Linked DNA regions of Homo sapiens: region 2 is linked to region 1. Evidence: chromatin loops called from intact Hi-C (ENCODE). Cell type or tissue: CD4-positive, alpha-beta T cell. All regions are shown on one strand. Each heading gives the region's core, and the rest is flanking DNA. Links, peaks and the distances in the headings are about the cores only.

What was found. Peaks named below come from ENCODE experiments on the same cell type or tissue, not always from the same donor. Only the 100,000 strongest peaks of a DNase experiment are listed, where the experiment ranks them.
Region 2: a loop joins it to region 1, with 2.7 times the contacts of the local background. A loop is called at or near these places in 6 of 110 quality-filtered maps.

The regions. Positions count from the first base shown.
Region 1 is chr15:72,529,954-72,538,284 of GRCh38, forward strand. All of the region lies in intron 2 of ARIH1 (ariadne RBR E3 ubiquitin protein ligase 1), which reads left to right. Among named protein-coding and RNA genes, the nearest start is that of MIR630, 53 kb to the right of the region's middle. RefSeq lists a silencer at 3,292-3,341. In CD4-positive, alpha-beta T cell, for the core only: CTCF peaks have their summits at 3,228 and 3,427; DNase peaks (open chromatin) are centred at 3,258 and 4,758.
Region 2 is chr15:72,195,392-72,203,722 of GRCh38, forward strand. GRAMD2A (GRAM domain containing 2A) reads right to left here and starts at 2,396. Exons shown (of 12, transcript NM_001012642.3): 1 at 2,340-2,396. The coding sequence starts at 2,380. PKM (pyruvate kinase M1/2) reads right to left here. Exons shown (of 11, transcript NM_002654.6): 9 at 7,063-7,229; 10 at 5,083-5,264; 11 at 3,638-4,365. The coding sequence ends at 4,259. RefSeq lists an enhancer at 1,834-2,013 and a silencer at 2,124-2,543. In CD4-positive, alpha-beta T cell, for the core only: CTCF peaks have their summits at 4,489 (motif pointing right) and 4,699; a DNase peak (open chromatin) is centred at 4,500; H3K27me3 peaks cover 1,334 bases.

The DNA.
Region 1 (8,331 bases), core at 111-8,110:
AATAGTGATGGAAAAGCATTATTTCAGAAAAAAATCTAGTAATAAATGAGCTGTTTTAACTATCCAGGTAAAAGGAAAATATTGTCCTGACTTACAATAGTGACAGCTAAATTGATAGCAGAGGGTAGATGGAAAGAGAAGTAAAATTAGTTTTAACTGAGACAAAATATAGGAGACTCTGGGAAACTTCTGGTAATTTTGACCGTTCCTTTCACTAAATACACTAGAAGAGGCTAGGTGAAATACTGAAACATGTTTGAAAAGTAAGATTATCAAATAATTAGTAAGATAGGAAATAGAGGTTCAAGGTTGAGAGTTTGGGAATCAAGGGAAATTTAGAGAAACAAGCTTCCAGTCCTTGTTGCTCTAGCAGTGTATGTTGATCCAGAAGAGGTAGCTAAGAGACTTAGCTGTGAGTTTTGTTTGCCCTTTGTTAGTAGAGGGGGAAGTTGGAATATTAGGTCTACTAAGAGCGAAAATTGAATACACTAGCTCCTTAAAGACTGAAGATGATCTTCATGTCTTTTGGGTAGTCCAGAAAACCTTAAACCTTGAACTTGGGTTAAGATAGCCCCCGTATATAACAGAAACAAACGTAAATCTTCTCTAGGGAAATAACATTATTTAAGACCTTAAACTATTTTCTCAAATTATTTTTCTAATTAAAACATAACAACCTGGAACTTAAGATACTGGAATTGTCAGACCTAGACCAAAATGAGTATGCTATCACCAGGGAGCTGTCATTCAGATTTGGAAAAAAATCAGAATTTTTATAACTAAACAAAATAAGCAAAATTAACTTTGTGACATAGTTTAACAGCAGACTGGACAAAGCTGAAGAGAGTTTAGTGTATTTGAAAATCAAACAATGATCCAGAATTAAGTATATCCATTAAAAGATGGAAAATACAGAAGAGATTAAGAAATACAGAGGATATAATGAGAAGGTCTCATTGAGTTTTAGAAAGAGAGGAGAGAATGTGGCAGAGGCAGTATTTTAAGATAAAAATGACTGAGAATTTTGCAGATTGGTAAAAGACCCAAATGTCATAGATTGAAGAAACATAACAGTTCCCATGTGTGATAGCTACTTGTTTCACTGATCCTAAGATACACAGTTTTTCACATTTTAACATCTGAAATCTGGATGCATCTTTCAATTATTGACACCTTACAGTCCAAAAAGATTGAAATTTTGACTCGTGAAAAATTTTCCATGTCAACTTCTGTTAAGATCATGAAATTTCAGCACGAAAGCATTTTAGATTTTATGAAATATGGTAAAAAGAAATCCACATTTTTATTTATTTATTTATTTATTTATTTATTGAAACACAGTTTCATTCTGTTGTCCAGGCTGGAGTGCAGTGGCACAGTCTCAGCTCAGTGCAGCTTGCACCTCCCGGGTTCAAGGCATTCTAGGGCCTCAGCTTTCTGAGTACCTGGAATTACAGGCACGAGCCACTAGGCCTGGTTAACTTTAGTATTTTTAGTAGAGATGGGGTTTCGCCACGTTGGCCAGGCTGGTCTCGAACTCCTGACCTCAGGTGATGTGCCTGCCTCAGCCTCCCAAAGTGCTGGTATTATAGGGGTGAGCCACTGGGCCTGACCAGAAATCCACATTTAAAAACATCTTAGTAAAACTACAAAATCAGCAAAAATAAAAAATCTAAATCAATGAGATACAAGAAAGGCTGCTTTCAAAAGAGTGAAAGTATAGGTATAATAATATTCTAGAGCACAGCTCAACAGCAACAGTGAAAGTGATAGTAAGATGATACCTCAGTCTTTTGAAAGAAAATAAACCTTACCTAGAATACTATGTTCATGGAAAATATATTCATAAACAGTATGTTTTAATTAATATAAATGGTTTTATGTTGTACCTAGCTTTTGTATCTTTTTAAAGCCAACCAACATTTTGTTCTGCCAGTGTTGATTGAAGTTTCAAATACTCATAATTGTTATTTAAGCAACTATTTGTCTGTTAAAGGGAAAAATCTTGCAGAATGTTGTACTTTGGAATTTATAACCTTAAATGCATAATGAGCTAAGCATTCATCTTAAAAGTCTCAAGTAATAAGCTTAGAGGTCTCAAGTTAGGAAAAGAACAACAAAATAAATATAGGGAAAATACAAGGAAAGAAATAAAGAACAGAATATAATAAAATAGAAAACATGCAGTAGAAGGGATCAAGAAGCCGTAAGATTTTTTTTTTTTTTTAAGACTGATAACGTTGACACTTTGATGAGGTTAGGAAAAAGAGAGATCCTAAATAACCAGTATTAGGAATGAAAACAGAGTATCACTAGGATCTTGTGGATGGTTTAAAAAAAAACTCTTAAAATTATGGACAACTATTCAAACTTGATAGACGAAATGGGTAGATTCCTAGAAATAGGCAATTTCCCAAAACTGACATAAGAAATAGTAAACCTGTATCCTTATTAAGTATAAAGAAATGAAATCCATAATTTAAAATGTTCTTATAAAGAAAAGTTGAAATTCAAATGGTTATACTGGAAAGTTCTACCATAACATTTAATATGACAGTAACTTCAACCTTATTCTAAAGAACAGAAAAATAGGATCTTCTGCCTTCATAAAGATATCATAACCTTTATACCAAAACCCAAGGAAAGATGATACACCAGTTTGTCTTATGTACATAGATACAAAAAAACCATACATACACACACGCACGCACACAAAACAAAAACTGGAACAACAGAAACACCTCAGAATATTAGCAAATTGAATTCAGCAATACATATATAAAAAGGAGGGTAACCCAGCATGGCCACCTGAGGTGAATCCTGGGAATGCTAGGTTGGTTTAACCTGAAACAATTCAGCATGATTGGTCACTTGAACAAATTGATGAGAAAAACATTTCAGAGATGCCAAGGAGCCTTTGCTTCATGATTTTAAAAAGAAGCTATTAGCAATCTAGAACTTTGTTAACCTTATAAATCTTACAGAAACATTTGTAGGAGATATCATAGTTTATCCACTGAAATGTTAAAAAAGATTTCCCTTTTAGATGGGAGTTCAAGATGTGGATATCGTATCTCCAGTTCAATTCAGCATTATACTAGAAATGATTCTAGCCAGTAGAACATCAAAAAATGAAAACAAAATACAGTGTTGTAAGAGAAATGCCTGTGTTTTTGGGGGTTTTCTTTTTTTTGAGATGGGGTCTTGCTCTGTCTCCCAGGCTGGGGTGCAGTGGTGAGATCATGGCTCACTGCAGCCCCCTACCTGCCAGGTTCAAGCAATTCTCCTGTCTCAGCCTCCCAAGTAGCTGGGACTACAGGACCATGCCCCCAAGCACAGCTGATTTTTGTATTTTTAGTAGAGATGGGGTTTCACCATGTTGGCCAGGCTGGTCTTGAACTCCTGAGCTCAAGGAATCCACCTGTCTTCAGAAGTGCTGGGATTATAGGCGTGAGCCCGTGGGCCCGGCCCCTGGCTGTTAATATTCACTGACAATGTGATTGTGTATTCACAAACAATGTGATTGTACATGTGGAAAAATCAGAATCTGGAGGTAAATTGTTAGAATAAATGTCTTTAGAAAGAAATATGAAAAATTTCTTTTTTCTTTGACCCAATAATTCCGCTCTCAGGTATATATCCAATAGAAAGAAATACGTGCACATCTACATTGAAAGTCATATATAAAACTGGTGGTGGCTCATGCCTGTGGACTCAGCAACATGGGAGAATCGCTTGAGGCCAGGAGTTACAGATCAGCTTGGGCAACATAGTGAGACCCCGTATTTACAGAAAATTAAACAATTAGCTATGCATGGTGGCATCTGCTTGTAGTCCCAGCTACTCAGGAGGCTGAGGTGGGAGGATTGCTGGAGCCTAGGAGGTCAAGGCTGCTGTGAGCCATTTTTATGCCACTGCACTACAACCTGGGCGACAGAGTGAGACCCTGTCTCAAAAAAAGAAAAAGTCATATATAAGCATGTTCCTAGCAGTATTTATTCATACTTCAACCTATAAACAACCCAGATGTTTATCACTATTACACTAGATAGATAATTATGGTATATTGACATAGTAACTATTCAGCAGTGCAAAATAAATGAGCAAAAGCTACAAGCCACAGCATAGATAAATCTTAAAAACATAGTGAAAAGAAAAGGACCCCAAGTAATACCTATCTACTATATGGTTCTACTTACATAAAATATAAAAACAGTTGAAACTAAGTTTATATTGTTTAAGGATGTGTGTTTAGGTGGTGTAGCTATTTAAAAAGGGCAGTGATTAAAACAGTTGAAACTAAGTTTACATTGTTTAAGGATGCATATTTAGGTGTAATTATTAAAAAAAAAAACAGGGTAGTGATCATACGTTTAGGGGGGCTTGTAGAGTACTAGCAGTCTTCTGTTTCTTGTCCTGGGTGGTATTTATATACTGGTGTTTGTTTTATAACAGTTTGTAAGCTGCATGTTTATGTACTTCTCTAGGATTGTGTTATTGCAAAATAAAAATCATTTTAAAACACATATACACAGACATAGGAAAAGGATCAGTCTTAAAGGGAAGGTCCATCTTTTTTCCTGGACATGTAGGATTAATAGTTCCTTTGTACCTACAAGTAAACTTACATTTTGCCAAGACAGCTTTTCTCACTGCTCTCCTAGGCTCTAGTATATTAAATCTATCCTAAATTTAACTTAGATTGTGTTAACTTACTTGAGCAACCTCTGCTACCCTTGTGGTTTCTGCCACATCAAAGCCATACTCCCCGGATTTGGGGTTTGAAAACCTTGTGTACATTCACTCCATTCTGTATGTCTTTGCTTATAACTGTATATTCCTTGGGATGCCCTCTGCTATTCAGGCCTCAATCTTAAGAGCTGTAGCTTTGTACAGAATCAGAGCGTATCAAGAATACTTCATTCTGGGGTTGTGCTCATAGCCATCACGTACAATTCTGTGCATCACAAATCGATGCCTCCTATGTCTTCTTATTGTCTGTATTCTTTTTTTTTTTGAGACGGAGTCTCGCTGTCGCCCAGGCTGGAGTGCAGTGGCGCAATCTCGGCTCACTGCAGGCTCCGCCCCCTGGGGTTCATGCCATTCTCCTGCCTCAGCCTCCCGAGTAGCTGGGACTACAGGCGCCCGCCACCTCGCCCGGCTAATTTTTTGTATTTTTAGTAGAGACGGGGTTTCACCGTGTTAGCCAGGATGGTCTCGAACTCCTGACCTCGTGATCCACCCGCCTCGGCCTCCCAAAGTGCTGGGATTACAGGCGTGAGCCACCGCGCCCGGCCTTATTGTCTGTATTCTTACCACATTTACCAACTTGTTTCAACATCTTGAAGTTAGTTTTCTGTACTTCTCTAGGATTCTTCTCCCATTCTTGCATGCTAAGTAGCATGTCATACTACAAACAGGTATTCATCTCTTTCCTTCCAAACAATTGACATTACAACTAACTAGCATAATTCCTACATATAGTTGCTGAATAGGTGAGGGAACTGTGTTAAATGGAACTTAATTATATTACTACCTTGTGTTTTGATGGATAATTTGTTTTAACATAGCTGAATTTTAAACATACTTGTTTGATTCATAGGCTTTCAACTTTTACAGCCTGAGGACTTGCATTAGATATATTGAAAAATCGTTATCAAAACAATAAAAAGACAATTTCTTTTTATATACTTGAAGAAACGATATTTCTCTTCAGTTGGAATGAGATCCACTGTTGCATGAATCACAAGTAGTAGTGTGTTTTATTTTCTAGATAAAAATGTATAGCAGGAGCAAAAGACCATTAAGCAGAGGGTGTAGATTTCCTTTAATGCACGTATTTGGAAAGAGGTGGACAAAAAAAGCCACTGTCTTGGTTTTCTTTGAAGTAAAAATAGTTTTTTAAAAATAATGGTTCTTGTCGTTTTGGGGACTGTAGTCTCTTTTGAAAAAGTAATACAATCTTGAACCTTCTCCTGGGAGTGCGGGGGTGGGGCGGGGGCAGAGAACATTTGTAAATAAGTTATAACATTTGGATTCTGCCCAATTGTTGAAATGCCAGGGACCTCCAATTACAAATTTATGTGTTTGATGATCTTGGTAAAACTGAAATAGTCATAAGCCAGAAGTCGTAGACAACCACCAGTAAAGATGACACATGTGTTTGTAGTGTGGCTGGAACACCCTGTGAAAACCAGCATCTGTGTCTTCTAAAGCCTGTATTGTACAGATGTTCTCCATTCTGTGTTAGAAAAAGAATAGTCATTAACTTCTTTTGTAAATGTCCTCCATACTTTTATTTTTATCTTTTAAATTTTATTTCTAATAGAGATAGGGTCTTGCTATATTGTTCAGGCTGGTTCCGAACTCTGGGCTTGAGCGATCCTCCCAGCTTGTCCTCCCACAGTGCTGGGATACAGGCTCACTAGCTACTGCACATAGCCTTTTTTTTCTTTTGAAATTTTATTTACCTGCATAGTTTTACATCTACCTTTAAAACTCATGAGAAACAATAAAATTTTATTATGTAAAAAAGCTTTTTGATTAGCAAAATTTTTTATCGTAAAAGCTGAATGGGGGGGATGTAAGAGGTCAATTTACTGTTCACTTGGCTTTTGGGTATTTAGGTTTTTCTGTAGTAAATGGGTATTGGATCCCTTTGGAAGATGGCATAGTTTATTGTAATTCTGTTATGGTTTTGCGAATTCGAGCCTAGAAAGAGTTATCTTAACATCTGTTTCACTGTGGTTAGTTCCTTAATCCACCTGCCTTCATCCTGGCTCAGAACTAAAAAGGTTAAAGTATGCAGTAAGATTTTTGTGCTGCCACTTGGAAGTAGTATTAATTAGTAGCTGCTCTATCAAGCATTCTTTTGCTTAGCAGTAAGCAAACTTAGGAGATTTTATTACAATGCTGTTTTTTTAGGTTTTATTTTATTATAATGCCTTTTTAAAAAAAATTAGGCTAATAAGAAAAATCTTATGGCCTCAAAAAGTATTCTACTTTTTCTGAAAAATATATGAGCAGTATGTATATTTAGCTATAAAAACTACATAGAATACCCATTTTTTTTTAGAGATTAGCTTAAGAAACCTAAGTCTTTTATAGCAAGCTGTTACAGATTTGTGTGAGTTCTCATTTTTGTTGTTGTTGTTGTTGTTGTTGTTGTTTGTAACATGAGGGCTAAAAGCTTTCCTTAGGATAAAAAGGTTTTCTATCCTTAACTCCTTTAGATGGTTTTTGTTCTTTGGAATTCTGAACTTACCTAGTAGAGGTATGTAGTTATGCCAGTCATCTTACATTCTTTTGAAAGAATAACTTTAAAAACCACAAAGGATGCAGTAATATCTTTTAATTTGTTTGAAAACTTACATTCTGCCTCAGGAACCCTTTTTTAAATTTAATTTTTTATCAAAGTAACACAATCATGATTTTTTAAAAGTCCAATAGTTTCCCAAGAGTTATAAATGAAAAATAGTGCTCCAAACCCTCAGTTCCAATCCCATTCCCCAGAAGAGAAAGAACTATTTATTTTAGTATTTTTTATGACTTATTATTCCGTATTGCTGTTTTAAGACAGTCATCTTCATACCTCATGTTACTTTTGCTTTTTATAAATGTGACGGCAGTTCTTATTCATTCGTATGATTTAAATGAATTTAAGATATTCCTTTGCTCCTTTGACATTTTCCCTTAAATGTACATTTTCTAAAAGTAGAAAAAAATTACATCATTAACAGGTTAATGTGGCTGGGGGGAGTTGAAATGGCAGTTCTTGGAAGGGTTTTGGCACCCTGGATTTTTGTTCTTTGTCAGAACTATAAGGTATAGAATAATTGTGACTTTTGTAGTATTTTGAAATTGCAATCCGATACCCATAAACTGCCATATGTGAGTGTTAAAACAGAAATGTTTTGGTCATTTAGAAGTAAACGTTATGTGTATATACATTTTCATACATGGATACATATAACCTATAATGTGTTTTTTAATACATTTTCATATGTGTGCTTATTTTTACTCCCTCTCAGGCTTATAGCAATAGCTAGTTGACTTGCAAATGTATAATGGAAGCATTAAAAGACTGGATAGGAGGATTGAGCTCTGATAGTTTAAGAATAAGCATAGAGGCTGGGCGTGGTAGCTCACACCTGTAATCCCAGCACTTTGGGAGGCTGAGGTGGGCAGATCACTTGAGCCCAGGAGTTTGAGACCAGCCTGGCCAACATGGCGAAACCCCATCTCTACTAAAATCACAAAAAAATTAGCCAGGAGTGGTGGCACACATCCGTAATCCGCTACTCCAGAGGCTGAGGCACAAGAAATGTTTGA
Region 2 (8,331 bases), core at 27-8,026, 330 kb before region 1:
TCCGTGGCAGGCAAGGACCAGAGCGAACCTAAGCAGGTTAGGGGCGGGGTGGAGCCACCCAGGAGGCACTAACAGCGCAGCAGCTCATGGGAGAGCTTCCAAGAGGCCAGCTGGCAGCAACCCACCTTGGGTACTGCCGACCTCAACCTCAGGGGGTCACGGGAGCACCCTAGGTGGATGAATTAGCATACAAGTCTCTCTGGTCTGTGCCAAAGCTTTGGGGCCTTGCTAAATTTAGAAATTTGAGGCCAGGTGCAGTGGCTCACACCTGTAATCCCAGCACTTTGAGAGGCTGAGGTGAGCAGCTCACCTGAGGTCGAGAGTTGGAGACCAGCCTGACCAACATGGAGAAACCCCGTCTCTACTAAAAAATACAAAATTAGCCGGGTGTGGTGGCGCATGCCTGTAATCCCACCTACTCGGGAGGCTGAGGCAGGAGAATCACTTGAACCCAGGAGGCGGAGACTGCAGTGAGCCGAGATCACGCCATTGCACTCCAGCCTGGGTAACAAGAGCAAAACTCCGTCTCAAAAAAAAAGAAAGAAATTTGAAAGCAGCCAGCAACATCAAGGCACAGATGGAGCTTGAGCTACCCTCTTCAGGCTATTCAGAAAATTCTCCCAAGGGGAAGTTGGGAAGGAGAACTTCTATTTGGCCCCAGCCTAAACTCTCCTGGAAGCTCGATGGGGCCTCTGTCAGCTTTCCCCTCTGGACCTGCCCATTTGTCCCAGAGGTGCCCACTGAGGCTACCTCAATGCCTGTCAAACTAAAACTTAAACCTAAGAGTGTCTGCAGCATGGTCTCCAGCCAGCCTGATCAGAAGACTATGGAGGGGGCCAGGCACGTGGCTCACACCTGTAGTCCCTGTAATGCTAGCACTTTGGGAGGCTGAGGTGGGTGGATCACCTGAGGTCAGGAGTTCAAGACCAGCCTGGCCAACATGGTGAAACCCCATCTCTACTAAAAATACAAAAATTAGCTGGGCGTGGTGGTGGGCACCTGTAATCCCAGCTACTCGGGAGGCTGAGGCAGGAGGATCACTTGAACCTGGGAGGCAGAGGTTGCAGTGAGCCAAGATCCCACCACGGCACTCCAGCCTGGGTGACAGAGTGAAACTGTCTCAGAAAAAAAAAAAAGAAAAAAGAAGGAGGGGCATACTGACTCCTCACTGAAGAATGGGATAGACACCCTCTATTCTACCTCTCCCAGCAAGGCCATAAGTCTTTGCTCTGAAAGGAGCCAGACTTTAGAGCCGGCTACAGGTGGACATGGGGTGAAGACATCAGGTTGCGAGGGTACCCTCTCTCGTTCCCTAGGAGCCTGGCCCCTGCAAGGAGGGGCACCTTTAAACAATCAAGCATAGTGAGTGGGGCGGCAAGCAGAGCAGAGACACAGACGACAGCGGGGTGGAGCCCCACCAGTCCCTCTGAGTATAAGGCAGAGGGAGTCCCGCTGGGGTCCACATCCCTGTGTGTCTCGGGCTGATTTGGACACAAGGCTCACACATTCATCCTACCTGCCCCAGTGCTAGCTGGCCGAGGATGCCAGGCTGTACCCGACCTTAGGCTGTGCGGCTTGGAACCTGGACCGGGGCAGGAATTGACAGGTTCCCCCAAACAATGTCACTCCCAGGACCCTAAGACCTCAAGCAGCAGAAACCACAATTCTGGATGTTACGTGCAGCGCCAGCTCCTGTCTGCCCTGCCTCCTTATCCCTTTCTCCCAGGGCGACTTTGGACCAGGTCTCGAGGCCGGGAGACCGGCCCCAGCCCGCCCGACCGGGATGGGCCTGGCGCCCGGGGGAGGCCGCGTCGTGCTGAGACAGCTCCGAGCTGCCTCCCCGCAGCCGCGGGCCGCTACAATACGGATTCGGCGGCGAGAGGAAACAGTCTGGCCCTCCAGGGGACGCAGGGAAATCCAACCTTTGGGTCGGGGGCAATTAGGACTGGGAGTCGATACCGCGGGCAACGAATGATGAATGAATAAATGAAAGGATGAACAGAGTGGCGAGGCGGAGATGGGCCATGCGGGGCGTCCCGAGGAGGGTGCCCTTCCTTGCCCCGATGCTGCCGGGACCGTCCCTCATCCCCCAGGTCGCAGCAGACTCAGCCAAGACACCCGGTCCTAGTGCGAACACCTCGCGGGCCCCGGGAGACGCCTGGGCGCGCGGTGCAGCTCTGGCCCGGAGCCCGCATTCCGGCGGCCGGGAAGTGCCTGCCCCGTGGGCAGAACGCGCCGAGTTGCCGCGGCCCCAGGAGCCGTCCTGCCCCGCGCGGCAGCAGCCCCTCGCGGCGGCCTCCGGAACCCCCGAGACCGGCCCCCGGGCCGCAACCCCTTACCCGCCCTCCTCGGTGGCCTCGCTCCGGCTTAAAGCGGTCATCCCGGCGCCTGCACCCAGCGCCCCGACCGCGCGCCGGGACCCAGCGCCCGCCGGACCCCGCCCGCCCCGTCGAGAGCCCGCCCCGCCCGCCCGCCCATTGGCGGGTCGCGCGGGCCGGGCACAGCCCATTGGCCGTTCCTCCCCCTCATTCCCCAGCTTCCCCAGCTTCTCTCCTTCCCCACCTTCCCCAGGTGGGGCTCCAAGCTCTGAGCAGATCCTAGCGCTCGGTTCCCCGGACTGGGAGGTCCCGGAGGCCAGGGCCTGGCGCGGCACCTCCTGTCCCTCACGTCGAGGGTATTGTGTCCCCTCTGGACGCTTCTGTCGTCCTAGTCTTGCGGCTTGGGTCCCTCTGCAGGAACCAATTCCGGCCCCTCTCCAACCTAACCCTTCCCAACATAGAGCTCCGGATAAGTTTCAATTTTACCGTCAGTGGGGAACACCAAAGGGGATATTGAACACCATGGTCTGACAGCCAAGTCACCACCACGAACCCGGGAGCCAGGATGCTCCCACGCACTTTTGCCGGAGTTAACATTGCAGTTTCTCCAAGGAAATACACTTTTGGAGGAGTCTGCAAAGGGGCTGAAGGTGGACACAAATCAAAGGCAGGGAAGCAGAGGCACGTGCGCTCAGTGTGACAATGAGCTTTTGCCTGGCCTGCAGGCCCTTTCCTCTTCCATCCCCACCAGGACACTTGGTCCTTGGGAGTGTGGTCAGGGGAGAGGAAAAGCGCAGGCCAGATTTGGTCCCATTCCCAACTCTCTCCCCCAGCCCTTTGGCACTACAGCATCATGGTGGGAGGGCACCAGCAAACAGGAGGGGTCCCAAGGGGAGCCTAGGTCCACAACTGAGGACCTGGGAGCCAAACCCAGTCTCAGGCGCCCAGAGCTGACTCCTCCTACAGCCCCCATAAGGGATACGCTAATGCAGGAAGACCAAAGTGGAAGAACCATGGCCAAGGCCACTTTGCAATTTGGGTTTATCTACCAGAGTGGGAGGGAGGCCTTGTCCCTGCTCTTTCCCATCTTCGGTTCACGTAAGCCATTAAAGTCTCCCCGCAGCACTGAAGGGGGCAACCTGTAACCCTAAGATAGTAAGCTACTGCTTTCCCAGCGCCTCTGCACCAGGAGGTGGGCAGGATGGCAGGTGACACCACCATAGCTCCCACTGCGGGGCACGAGGCTGCAGCCATTCCCAGCCTGCTCAGAGGGCAGGGTTCAACCACCTCCCCCTCCCCAGCAGAAAAGAGAGGAAACAGGTGCTTCAGCTGTTGTTTATTGACATACAGGTAGGCTCTATAGCAACAGGCCTGGAGGTGCTGCAGTAGTGGGGGAAAATGGAAGGTGGAGGGTGGAGTGTTTGCTGCAGGACAGCTGAGTGGAGGGTGGGGACAGGTGCAAACTGGAGAGGCCTAGAGAGCTAGAGAAGCAAGTAAGGGCCAGGGCCAGAGTCGGCTTCAATGGAACAACAGCCCAGTGCCCTAAGGCCCCTAACTCTTGCTGGCTGTTTCTTGACCCCAAGCCAGGGTTGGGAGTCCTCTGGGCATCCATTTTTTCTAAAGGAACTGGACAGAGTACACACAGGAAAGGAAGCTGTCACCCTCTTGCCATCTGGCTCCAGGGGCCTCCAGTCCAGCATTCCTCCTTCTTCCCTTGATTGGGTGGGGCCACATGATGGGCAGCCAGGCTCTGGGCTGTCCCACTAGAGCAGGCTGCAAACACAGCCATGTTTCAGTGAGGCGTTGATCTTCTTCCCTGGTGTCCCAACCTACCAGTGCCACGTTACAGCCCAGAGTGAGTTCTACAAGCGTTGCTGGCCTAATGGATGGGCTGGGGGAAGGGGGTGGGACAGGGGCTGGAGGAGGGGCTCTGGGGTCCATCACGGCACAGGAACAACACGCATGGTGTTGGTGAAGCCGGAGCCAGGGCGCCATCCGGTCAGCACAATGACCACATCTCCCTTCTTGAAGAAGCCTCGGGCCTTGCCTGGAGGAAGAGAAGGGAGGTTGGTGAGTAAAAGCCAAGCCAGGCAGGTTTGCACCTGGGCAGCTGCCCCATAGCCTGAGTACTGAACTAGGCTGGCTGACCACTACTTCCTCACACCACAAGGTGGCACCAAACTCACAGCCCAGGCAAACAGGAGGAAGGCCCTGAAATGTCCTTATCACTCAGATGGCAGGGTTGGCAGGGACCTTTGGACATCATTCACTATCCTGGAGAGGGTGCAAAGCCTTGCCCAGGGTCAGAGCTAGCTGCTTCCTGTCATCTGATGATACCCTACCTTATACAGGGACAATGGCCACATCAGTACGTAATCTGTGTATGCCACCCCACAGCACAGGAGCTGTGGCCAATTTTATTTAAAAAAAAAACAAAAAACAAAAAAAACTCTCAGTAATGAGCAGATGCCAAAAAATGGACAATTTTGCTTTGAGCCCCAGACTAGAAGAGAAGAGGAACTGAATTGCTCAGCCCTACAACTCAAAGGACCCTTTTCCCTCCTGGCTCAGCTTAGGACTTCGGAGAATGAGAGATTCAGAATGAACATTCCCAATAAGGGAGAGGAACAGTCGCTGGGCCTTTTGCCCCACTAAGGTCTGTGTGTTCCCCTTTCTATTCCCCAAACTTTCGGGGTCCCACAGAAGCCAATGCTCAAGCATCCCCAAGCTCCTCTAGGCTCTAGCCCCTGCTCCAGCCACGTACCAACATTCATGGCAAAGTTCACCCGGAGGTCCACGTCCTCAGCCCAGGCCTCCTGGACTGGGTCCTTGCACAGCACAGGGAAGATGCCACGGTACAGGTGGGCCTGACGAGCTGTCTGGGGATTCCGGGTCACAGCAATGATGGGGGCACGTGGGCGGTATCTGGCCACCTGGTGAGCAGACCTGAGATGGGATGGGGGACATACAGAAGAGACCATTACACGAGGCCCCAGGAAGTACCCTCAGGGCGTTCAAACAGCTCACCCTCTCATCCAGCTCACTGAGGGCTCTGGCCTCTTCAACATCTGCTCCCTAGGACCCCTCCCGAGGCTCGGGCAGCCCCTCATCCTATATCCCCCACAGCATGCTAGGTTACCATTTGCCCTCTACCCCCATTCCACAGGCCAAGGGCTCAGGATCACCTTGACCCAGCAAGATCAGCCTCACCCACTTACCCCACACAGCCCATGGTTGGCAGAACCCCTCCTACACCCTGAACTCTGACACAGAGAGGCAGCCCTGGCCCAATGTCACCAGCACCCATTCCTCTCGCTGCCAATGACAGTGACAAGCCAAGCAGCACGTGACTAGCACCTGACTCTTGACATCTGCAAGGAGCAGTAGCAGAGCTGACCAGCCCCCTGGGAATCAACATCAGGCTTCTCTACTTTTGTGCCCTCTCCCTGCCCCACATGGCCCCTAGCTCCTGAAACAGTCCCAGCAACTGGGCTATAAAGGCCCAGAATCAAATCTGAGTATCTAGATGAGGCTTAGAAATCTAGGTGCTACTCAGCAGGCAAGAACAGGAAATGGGAGTGTTGCTGCAGGAGCAGCTCTGCCTGCCAAAGCTCCTTTGGAAGGCAGGGGACCCTTCTAAAGCCCCTCTGCCAGGCACTTTCTTGAACACTGACACTGCACACTTGTAGCTGCAGCTGTGTCTCAGGAGCTGGGGAGGGGCACCAGAAGGGAAGTTATGAGGACACTCAACAGGTGTCAGGGAAACTTAAGCCACATCACAGCAGAGAAGTCCCTGCACTTCACGCTTGGCCTCTATGCAAGGCCTTCAGAGGGAAGCAATTGCTGAAGCCAGGACCAGCTGAGTGAAACCCCAGAAGACTAGAGCTTAAAATAGCCAAACAGCAAGAACTGGACCTTTTAAGAAAGGTCAACCCTACGGGTTGGAGCTGTTCAGCCAAGAGTGGGAGGCTGGAGCCCTCTGCTGAGGGCATCTGCACAGAGCTTGTGTCCTGGTTCTCTGGGCTGCCCACGCCCATCTGCTGCTCCTCAGTGCATGGGCACTGCCTGTTTGCTCCCCTCTTCCAGGAAACCCTTGCTGCCCTGTGGACAGGGACAAGGAGCATACTCCCTAACTAGGAGAGTGAAGGACATTAACTCAATGTCCTGGGCCAAGGAAGGGATCCCAAGTTGGAGGCCCAGCATAGGCCACACAGTCCTCAGCCTGGCTGCCAGGCCCCACAGAATGTCAGCCAAGATAGCACAGCAACCTCTCCTGAGCTGGAACCCAATTTGTCTTTAGGGCTCAAAAACAGCAGGGACTAGTGTGCCAAATGGAGGCACAGTAAACAGCATTTAAATAAATTCATTTCCCAACTGAAATTTTTAAAGAGCACATAGTAACTGGAATAAGCAAAAGTGGTTATCTTTTACAATTTTAGAGGACTAAATTTTCAATATCAAATAACCATTTGTAGTCAGCCTGTGCACTGTTATGTAATAAATCTCCAGCATAAATTTGCTTTTGATCCAAATGTTCTGACATTCCTTATGAGTGCTACCTAGAGTCCTTTGGGCCCAGGGAAGGGGCTCTGCTCAATCCTTCCCTGCAGGCCCAAGGTGGCAGGCAGAGGGGTCTTACCTTGGCTCAGTGCCACCTGAGCATTGTTCAATGGACTGCTCCCAGGACCCCCAAGGTGAGGTACCACTGAGCAGGGCATTCCAGGGAGCCGCTGCCGCCTCCTACCTGCCAGACTTGGTGAGGACGATTATGGCCCCACTGCAGCACTTGAAGGAGGCCTCCACGGCACCCACGGCGGTGGCTTCTGTGGGGTCGCTGGTAATGGGCGCCAGGCGGCGGAGTTCCTCAAATAATTGCAAGTGGTAGATGGCAGCCTCTGCCTCACGGGCAATCTAGGGGAGCAACATCCGTCCAGAGGGACGAGAGGGGGACAGAGCTTTGTCAGAGCTTTGTCACAAAAGGAGAGGGAGGGGAAGAGTCACCGGACAGCTGGTGAGGAACATGTTCCTGGGAACAAAGGCCAAGAGGAGCCCAATCACTGGAGATTCTGAGCTGAGCCAAGATCAAGACTCCACAGAAACCAGTCCTTCACCAAGTGCCTGTGACATCTACTGTGCCTACTGAGCCACAGGACCCTTTGGTCCTGCCCTGCCATGACCTCCCTGGCGGTGTTCCTACAGACGAGAAGAGGCTCTGTGCCCAGATGCCAGGTTGGGCCTGGCTGTCTTCTCCTAGAGCAGGTGGAGCAAGAGGCTGGTTATCCTAACAGTGTTACCTGCCCTTAGGGCCCTACCTGCCAGACTCCGTCAGAACTATCAAAGCTGCTGCTAAACACTTATAAGAAGCCTCCACGCTGCCCATGGCCATGGCTTCCATGAGGTCTGTGGAGTGACTTGAGGCTCGCACAAGTTCTTCAAACAGCTTGCGGTGGAACATGGCTGCCTCAGCCTCACGAGCTATCTGTAAGGTTTAGGGGAAGAGGGGGCAAGGAAGAGGGAAGGAGGAGGAAAAAAACGAGACACAACACATGGGAAGACAGAATGGGGAATTTATCAGAGAGGAAGGTAACCTTAGGTTAATTGGCTAAATCTGTCCTTCAGGCAGATGCAGAGGTAGGGTGATGAAAGTCCAACTGCTTCAGGAGGTGCTGCCACTTCCCCTCCAATACAGGGGAAATTGGCTCTTCCCTTCTGGAAGGATTTTTTCATTGGGGGTGGAGGGAGACAATCTGGCAGTAGGCTCTAGCACCCTGGCATGAAAACATGCCCAGGCTGGGCCCAGGCCACTCCCTGGCAGAGGACTTGACCACGCTGCCTCATGACATAGCTTACAGGAAGGAACAGGCCCTCCCTCCTCACATGGCTGGTTGATTAGGCAGGCTCCTGCCCAGCCTCCATGCATGCATGGAGTGAGCGCTCACTTGGCTTCAGGCACGGGGATGCACTGAGCCTTTCCAATGGCCTGCCATGGCAACAGATTGAGCAGCGCTGGAAA